Linked DNA regions of Homo sapiens: regions 1 and 3 are each linked to region 2. Evidence: chromatin contacts called from ENCODE Hi-C or POLR2A ChIA-PET data. All regions are on one chromosome and are shown on one strand. Each heading gives the region's core, a stretch centred on a gene start or an enhancer-like site at or near the end of the contact. The rest is flanking DNA. Distances are from core to core; before and after follow the strand shown.

Region 1 (3,039 bases), core at 255-2,754, 260 kb after region 2:
GAAGGCATTTGAGTTTTCAACTCCTGTCTTAACCTCTAAGCCTGACTTCTCATCTGTCAAATCTTCTCATCTGTCAAATGCAAAAAAATAACATTTATCTATAATTCTGAAAAAAAAGCCCTGCAGGGTAAAGCATGCATAGAGAACACTGCCTGGCACATGGAAAGTGTTTGAAAACGGTTAATATAAGGAGCTCAAAAACCATTTACAAAATGAATGAATAGACCAGGCATAGTGGCTCATGCCTGTAATCCTAACACTTTGAGACGCCGAAAGATCGCTTAGTCCAGGAGTCTGGGAACAGCCTAGCCAACATAACAAGACCCAGTCTGTACAAAATCAAATAATTAGCCAGGCATGGTGGCGTGCACCTCCAGTTCCAACTACTTGAGAGGCTGAGGTGGGAGGATCGCTTGAGCCCAGCAGTTGAAGGCTCAGTGAGCTGATTGTGCCACTGCACTCCAGCCTGGGGGACAGAGTGAGACCCTGTTTCAACAAATATATAAGAACTAAAAACTGAATGAATGAATGAACGAACATTCCAACGACCATGTGACTGTTTTGTAAAGAGGAGACTGATGAAGGAAATTATCGCCAAGGTGTTTTTATCCGTTTATGAAAGCCATACTTTGTATTTGGGTTGCTGCAGCTGCTCAAAACAATGGGAGAAACTGCAGTTATAAATTCCAGAAAAGCCTGTGAATGGAGTGAAAGTGGAGTGGGTGGTCAAAAACCAATGGCCGTGGAGGCTTAGCTCTCTTCACAAGGCACACAGCAGGTGCTCAATGAGTGCCTGTTGAATGAATGGCCACGCAGCCCAATGCGTGCCTATGCACCCCTCCTCCTCCAGGCAGCCCTCCGGAGGTCCAGCCTCCTCCCCACCCTCTTGGCCCGCCCCGCCCCGCCCGCCCTTACAGGATGTCTTCGCGGATGGAGGTGCCATGGTTGAGGTTGTGGAAGCGGACGGAGACGCAGTCCCTGAGAATGAAGGAGCACCTGTTCTCCCTTTTGTAGGCGCTGAAGCACTCCTTGAAGTCCTCATAGGTCTTGAAGCAGCTGCCCAGCTCCATGGCCGCCCCCACAACCCACACTAGGGGCTGGTCCCAGCCCGGGCCCAAGATCACACCAGGGGTCAAAGGTCACACTATGAGGGTTTATAGGCAGGCGTGGGCCCAGAATGCCTTAAGGGTCCGCCCCAACTGGGTGGCCTATTCTGGAACTCAGGGAGGAACCCTAGGCCTGACCGGGTTACAAGAGGAAGGGGGTGTATTTGCTATCTGACAGGGGAAATGACACTCAGTCCATATTATCCAGTCCCGAGGTTCCGCCTCCTCAGCGACATATCCAGTCACACACAGGATTCGCAGATTGGCATTCATTTTCTCCAATTGCTAGAGAAAGAGGGCCACAGCCACCAGCGGACTGACAGGAGTCCTGACCAATCATAACCTAGATTCCTCCTTCCCGGGGTCTGCAGGAGACTTCCGGTTACTAGGGCAATCTGCCGGAAGAGTCAGGTTCTGTGTATGTCTCCGCGTCTTCCGCGGAGCGGGTGTGCAGGGCCTGCAGCATTGAACTAGATGTCGTCCCCGCAGGCCCCAGAAGATGGGCAGGGCTGTGGCGACCGCGGCGATCCCCCTGGGGACCTCCGTAGCGTCTTGGTCACGACCGTGCTCAACCTCGAGCCGCTGGACGAGGATCTCTTCAGGTAGCCGGCAGCTCCTGCCCAGCATCCCCTCCTTTAGGGCAGAAACTTGATCTTGACTGCCGCCGCCCGGGGCCCCTGGCTCCGGGACTAGTATGGCTCTGCGTGGGATGCACCCTCTGCCACGATTAGGAGAGAACTCGCCCCCAACAGAGCTGTCCTCTCTGCTCTGGCTTCCTCCCTTCCTCTCCGCGCTGCGAGGTCTGCACAGCTGAGCAAATATAGTGGTGACCTGAGAGACCCTGCTCGGCAGCCTGCCCTAAGCCTTCACGGGGGAGCTAGCCCAGAGAGGGCAGTGATTTGCCCAAGGGCACACAGCTGATGGATCAGCCTTAAAACCGACGCCGCAGCTCCTTGTGTCTTCAGTATCCTTTTCTTCTCACAATATCCCGCCCCCAGTACCATTTGGTGGGTCTGGTTTCTCATTACTTATTCTGAGGCCTAAGCATGTTTTTTTCTTTCCCAGCATCGCTGAAGTTCTTGACTGCAGCAAGGGTTTCTTTCTTTCTTTGAGGCGGAGTCTTGCTCTGTTGCCCAGGCTGGAGTGCAGTGGTGCGATCTCGGCTCAGTGCAACCTCCGCCTCCCGGGTTCAAGCATTTCTCCTGCCTCAGCCTCCTGATTAGCTGGGACATACAGGCGCGCCACAGCCCAGCTAATTTTTTAACTTCTTTTAGTAGAGACGGGGTTTCACCGTGTTGGCCAGGCTGGTCTCGAACTCCTGACCTTGTAATCTGCCCACCTCTGCCAAAGTGCTAGGATTACAGGCATGAGCCACCGCGCCCAGCCCCCTGCAGCAAGGCTTCTAACAGCTTTGACCTCCAAGGCTTCTCCTGGCTTTACTGGAAGTTATCTTACTTTGAGCTCCCTTCCTTCCACTTAAGGAATTGTAAATAACTTCTTGGAGGGCTATTTGATTTTTGTTTTTGAAGACAAGATCTGGCCCTGTTGTCCAGGCTGGAGTGCAGTGGCACGAACATGGCTCACTGCAACCTCGACCTCCTGGGCCCAAGTGACCCTTCTGCCTCAGTCTCCCGTTTAGCTGGGACCATAAGCGCTTGCCACCACATCCAGCTAACTTTTTTATTTTTAGTAGACATGAGGCCCCACTTTGGAGCCCAGGCTGGTTTTGAACTCATGGGCTCAGGCGATCCTCCCACCTCGGCTTCCCAAAGTGCTGGGATTGATTACAGGCGAGAGCCACCTGCCAGGTCATGGAGGGCTGTTCATAACTCATTGTTACAGAAAATGCCAAACAGCTGGGACGTGGGAGGCTAGAGACATAATTATTCAGCTTCCAATGGGCCTACATTCTGGGCAAGCATTTTCATCTCTG
Region 2 (2,933 bases), core at 265-2,764:
GAGGCAGGCTCGGGAATCATGCAGATGTAGATTCACAACCAGGTTCTTCCATTAGCTAGCTATGAGACCTTTGGCAAGACAATCCCCCTTTCTGAGCCTCAATTTGCCCATCTGTATAATGGGGGAGTTGTGAGAAATCAGACAAAGAAAACAGGCAGTGTTTGGCTCAGAGCCTGACACACAAGAAGCCCTCAATAGATAGCTTCTGACATTGTTGTCACAGCCCAGCCTCTACCTGGAGCCAAAGTTGGGAGTTATGAGGGCAAACTCTGCTCTTGAGAAGCCTGGATCACACCCTTCACCCCACCTCCTCTGGCTCTTTCTCCACTCCTACCACAAGGGCCCCCCTTTACCTCTTTCCAGCTCCGCCCTCCCCCTGCCTCCCTGTTCCCTAAGAGCCATTGCTTCAGGTGAAAGTGAAAGCTGTGGGACCAAAGCAGCCTCCCCACTCCCTCTCTTCCCTTGCTGCTTCCCTTGCTTTCCTTGATACCATGGGTCATTCCTGCCCAGGCTTCAGGCAGGAATCTACAGCCCTCTAAAGTAGGGGGAGGCCAGAGGGGCTGGGATGAAGGAGCCAGGTACTTGGGGGATTCCCAGCCTCCAGAATGAGGAACTACAAAAATACATTTAAACAAAAAGTGAGTCAAGTGTAGGCTTCTGAAAATCCCGGAGATATGCTTGGTTGGCTCTGAGCCCCTCTGGTGCCTGGAGAAACCCCTGGTTTCTCCAGCCCTCTGATCACCAGCCCTGTCAGAGCCAACCAGAACTCTGGTCTCCTAACCCTTTATTGTGTCCCATAAACTGTTCATCTCCCCAGGGGTCTCCTATGTCATCTTAAATTCAGGAGAAAAAGGCAAAGCCCTGGGGATTCCTCCTAGGTTGGAACACCCAAGATACGGTTCGGGGTGGAAGGCGATGTTAAAAGCTCCTTGCCTTCTCACAAAAGTACCTGGGCCTCTGCACCCATCTCTTGTTCCCACAAGATGCCCTGGAAGAAGGCAGCCCCAGCTGGCAAGGAGATGATAACTACTTACAGAGGCTGGCATCTGTCCACAATAAGAAGGGGACAGGAAACGGGCCAGACCCGCCCCTTCCCTTGGTCCGCCTCACTTCCCGCCCTCTGAACCCCCTACCAGTCTCTGTGTGGCCAGCCTCTGAGGCTCCCTAAACCCGTCCAGGCCGTCTAGGCACGCTTGGGCAGCCAGTGCCTTCCCTGAGCGGCCCCTGTAGGCCGCTCCCGGGACCCCAGCCCGGGAGAAGAGAGAGGCAGCCCACCCCATTCAGCCAGGAGCGGGGGCACCTTGCCCAGCTCCCACCCACCCTCCTGCCCCCACAAAAATCAGCCAGGAAGGCCTCTTCCCCGAAGTCTTCCTTCCCTTTCCTTCTCATTCCCCACTCCCAACTCCCGTCTGGTCGGGGCAAAAACAACTCACAGCGGTCAGCAAGCAGCCCCAGAGGACGCACTGCAGAGGCAGACGAACCATAGCGAGGTGAGACCAGGCGGCAGGACCACTGGGCGCCCGAGCGAGGCCTCTGCTGACTCCCCTGCCCCAGCCTTGGCCCCGCCCAGGAAAGGGGCGGGGTCTTCAAAGACCAATCGCGGTCCACCTATCGGGGGGGCGGAGCCCCCAGCAATTCACCGCGCAGGAGTTTCCCCAGAACATTCCCACAAGTCTAATTCCCCCGGGAGTTTAGGGACGCATCTTGCTGTGTACGGGAGGAGGCATGGTCCCAGAGACAGCTCTTCTTCTTTGCCCCCAGGTCCCACAAAGGCCAAGCCGAGGCGGGCTAGGAGCTAGCCTGCTTCCTGCGACCGGAGAGAGATCCCATGGGTGCTGGGGCCTGCCACAGGGACCCTCACGGTTTTCCCCTCCCTGCCCCGCTCTCCGCTGCCTCTAGGTATCCTGGCAGAACCGAAAGAGGCTCCACTGCGGAGAGGCCTGAGGAAGTTCCCCCCACACCACCACGCAGAAAACGGGAAGGCCACAGCTGGGGTATGGGGAGGCGTTTCAAGGAAGAGTTTCCCAACTCAGAATTTCGCTCTCTTTCAAAGGAAATTCCCTCGTGTGGGCGCGTCGTCTCAACTTCCCATCCATTCATCCATGCATCCATGCGTCCTCACCTCATTCCATTCCATCCCACCTCCCACCCAGCACCTGGAGACAGGCATTTATTAAGAGTGGGGCCGGGCGCGGTGGCTCACGCCTGTAATCCAGCACTTTAGGAGGCCGAGGCGGGCAGATCACTTGAGGTCAGGAGTTCGAGACCAACCTGGCCAACATAGTGAAACTCCGTCTCTACTAAAAATACAAAAATTAACCGGATGTAGTGGCGTTCGCCTGTAATCCCAGCTACTCGGGAGGCTGAGGCAGGAGAATCGCTTGAACCGCAGAGGCAGAGATTGCAATGAGCCGAGATCGTGCCACTGCACTCCAGCCTCGAAGGCAGAGCAAGACTCAGTCTCAAAAAAAAAAAAAATAAATAATAAATAAAAATAAAAATAAAGGTGGGGGCCAGGCGCGGTGGCTTACGCCTGTAATCTAACACTTTGGAAGGCCAAAAAGGGAGATTGCTTGAGGCCAGGAGTTCAAGACCAGCCTGGCAACATGGCAAGACCCCCATCTCTACAAAATAAAGAAATTTTTAAGTTAGCCAGGCATGGTGGCAAACACCTGTAGTCCCAGCTACTCAGGAGGCTGAGGCAGGAGGATCGCTTGAGCTCAAGAAGTCAAGGTTGCAGTGAGCCATGATTGCAATGATTACATCACTGCACTTCAGCCTGGGCGACAGTGCAAAACTCCATCTCAAAAAAAAAAAAAGAGTGGGCCAGCCTTTTGTGGCATCATAAAACACTTTAAGTATGTTAGGAAACTCGGGACCCTCTCATTTTGCAGAAACACACACACTTGTGCCTACATTTCCTGGGTTCATGA
Region 3 (2,801 bases), core at 149-2,648, 430 kb before region 2:
CTATCCAGGCCGCAGGACATTCCCCTTCAGGCCTGAGAGTGACCCAGGCAACATGTCCTTATAAGGGAAAGTGGCTGTGCCCCTACTGGTCCATCCCACAGAGGGGGAGCCTGGGGGGCTCAGGGGAGGCCTGCTGGGAGTGATGGGGTACAGAGATGCTGGAGAGGTGTCTGCATTCCAGGTAGGAACTGGCTTTCAGGACAGCCTGAAAGCAGACCTGCAGGGCACTAACTGCAGAGGGTGTGCGTGGGGAATTTACATTATTGAGTACCTACTATTTGCAGTACCAGCTGTACTATGAAGTAATCACGAGGTCTGTGAATTATCCCCTCCACAGCAGCAGAGCCCAGTGGCTAACTGGTATACCCTGAAGCCAGCCCGCTGGTTAGAAATCACGGCAGTACCATTAATAGCTGAGTGGCGTGGTTGGCGACGTAGCTCTCTGAGTCTCAGTTTTCTGAGCTGAAGAATGAAAATAACATCTTTACCATAAAGGGATGTTCAAAGTAAGTGTTCAGTGAATTTGAAGAGAAATTGTTTAGAAGAATGCCTGATACATAGTAAGTGCTCAATAAATGTTAACTGTTATTTTCATTAACTATTTTTTTTTGAGACGGAGTCTCGCTCTGTGCCCAGGCTGGAGTGCAGTGACGTGATCTCAGCTCACTGCAACCTTGTCTCCTAGGTTCAAGTGATTCTCCTGCCTCAGCCTCCCGAGTATCTGGAACTACAGGTATGCACCACCACAAACCAGATAATTTTTGTATTTTTAGTAGAGACAGGGTTTCACCATGTTGGTCAGGCTGATCTCAAACTCCTGACCTCAGGTGATCCACCCCCCTCAGCCTCCCAGAGTGCTGGGATTACAGATGTGAGCCACTGTGCCCAGCCTCATTAAACTTTTTTTAAGGGGAGAAAACCAGCAGAGAGATATGAGGTCACCTGCCCAAGGTCTCATAGCTAGGGAGGGACAGAGCTGAGATTTGAAGCGAGGTACAAGTCAGGCTAAAGACAGGAAGGGGGCTGGGGAAGGAGACCAGAGCCACTGCTCCCAGTACTTGGCAGGGGTCTGATTATCACCTGTGAGTCCCAAGAGCAGGGATCAGGCTCCCCTTGGGGCACACAACTATGGAGTGGGAGGGAAAGGGAAGCTGTATGGTTTCTCTGTGCCTCAGTTTCCTTCTCTGTAAAATGGGGCTAATTCTACCTTCCTGCTACCAAGATTAGAGACATCGCTTGGAAAAGGCTGTCTTTTCCTCTTCCCACACCTTCCACCCGCTCTTGCTTGTGGGCAGAGGATGAGGCAGCTTGCCCAACCCTCTGGGAGGTGGGCCCCGAAAAGGGCGGGACAAGGCAGCCAGGAGAGCTTCATTAAAGAGTGGAAAAGCAGAAGTGGCAGGGATTCCCAAGTCCCAGCGATTCCCCCACTTCCTCTCCACCTGCCACAGCTGCCAGCGACCGCCCGCCTGAAACCACTGCCATTTGGACAGCATGCCAGGCCACCCAGGAGCAGCTGAGCAACTTGTCAAGACCGGGTAGGTCTGGGGACTTTGGACACTGAGGGCTACAGGTGAGAAAACAGTCAGCCATTGGGGGTGATGGATATGAACCCAAATCTTCAGCTCTGCCATTCCTTGGCTATGTGACCTTAGGCAAATCCTCAGTTCTCTGTGAGCCTCAGTTCCCCATCTGTGAAATGGAAGTAATAATGACATCTACAAGACTGTTGCCAGAATTGAATGAGAAAACACATGCTTAGTACTTGGCACCTGCTTGGCTCAGAGGAAGCACTCACTAAACAGCAGCTAGTTTCCTTGCCATTTTCAATACCCCGTGCAGGAATTGTCATCCAATATGACTTAGGACTGGCTTTCAATCCTTAAAATTGTTTTTATTATTAGCTATTATTCCAAAAGCTACTGTGTTCCAAATATTAATTATATAGTAGAAGGGGGTGTTTAGTCCCAAATTCAAATGCCTTCGGGAGCTGGGAAGGGGTTGCACCTGTGGAAGGCCACCTGGGTGTGCAGACGGACCCGTTCATTGATCAGCAGGATGCAGTCTGCAGGGCTGCTCCCCTGTCAAAGGTGGGTAGTGGATACTCAGCTCCAGCTACCTGTTGCAAAGGTGGGAGCTCTAACCCAGATCTTCTTATCTCTCAAGAAAAGCTGGAAACCCAGATTTTAATGTGAAACTTCCTTATTTCCAAATGGGGGCAGCTTACACACACACACACACACACAGAGTGGGCCACAATAAGGCACATTTGCATATGATTCAGCCTTTAGGGCTTCAAGGTTGTGACCTTCACTCCAGCCCCACAGGCCTCACTGCATCTCAGCTTCCCACTGTTCTGGTTCTCCCAACTCCCTATTTCCCGATGGTCAGAGCACAGGACCTTTGCACACGCTGTTCCTTCTGTCAGGGATGTCCAACTCCCTTCTTCACCCACAAACTGACACTTGTCCTTCCACCCCCAGCTGGAATGTCACCTCTTCCAGGGAGCCTTCCTGACTCCCAGGTAAAACTGGGTCACTCTCCATCTATCCCACCCCAGTCCAGGCCCAGGCATACTATGCTCAGAATTCTTTGTTAATGAACTTAAACTCTAATGGTCTATTTAAGTCTCCTCAATTAGACTGTGAACTCCTTTAGTGGGACCAGGACTTAATTCATCTTTGTGTCCACAGGGGTCAGCACAGAGCCTGGGCACAGAGGAGACTCGAGTGAAACATTTACATCGTTGACATAAGTATCATCAGAGTAACAAGTGGTGCAGTTTTATAGGATCCCTCTTCTGT

Evidence for each region. Hi-C counts contacts between places; a loop is a spot of excess contacts on that map. ChIA-PET counts read pairs that join two places held with the same protein, here RNA polymerase II (POLR2A). Pooled maps may share reads with other maps.
Region 1: a loop to region 2 is called in a pooled map, with 7 times the contacts of the local background. The contact joins the promoter of ACOT8 here to the promoter of CD40 in region 2. A Hi-C loop is called at or near these places in 1 of 37 single-sample maps with no recorded cell type and 6 of 50 pooled maps. POLR2A ChIA-PET finds 5 or more read pairs at or near these places in 1 of 52 experiments (PC-9).
Region 3: a loop to region 2 is called in a pooled map, with 4 times the contacts of the local background. The contact joins the promoter of OCSTAMP here to the promoter of CD40 in region 2. A Hi-C loop is called at or near these places in 10 of 37 single-sample maps with no recorded cell type and 4 of 50 pooled maps.

Annotation. Positions count from the first base shown.
Region 1 is chr20:45,855,857-45,858,895 of GRCh38, reverse strand. ACOT8 (acyl-CoA thioesterase 8) reads left to right here and starts at 1,504. Exons shown (of 6, transcript NM_005469.4): 1 at 1,504-1,708. The coding sequence starts at 1,581. ZSWIM3 (zinc finger SWIM-type containing 3) reads right to left here and starts at 1,282. Exons shown (of 2, transcript NM_080752.4): 1 at 916-1,282. The coding sequence starts at 1,070.
Region 2 is chr20:46,116,895-46,119,827 of GRCh38, reverse strand. It overlaps CD40 (CD40 molecule), which reads right to left and starts at 1,514. Exons shown (of 9, transcript NM_001250.6): 1 at 1,434-1,514. The coding sequence starts at 1,484. RefSeq lists enhancers at 292-641, 1,652-1,711, 1,477-2,293, a silencer at 1,516-1,735 and a cis regulatory region at 235-2,332.
Region 3 is chr20:46,549,251-46,552,051 of GRCh38, reverse strand. OCSTAMP (osteoclast stimulatory transmembrane protein) reads left to right here and starts at 1,398. Exons shown (of 3, transcript NM_080721.3): 1 at 1,398-1,535. The coding sequence starts at 1,492.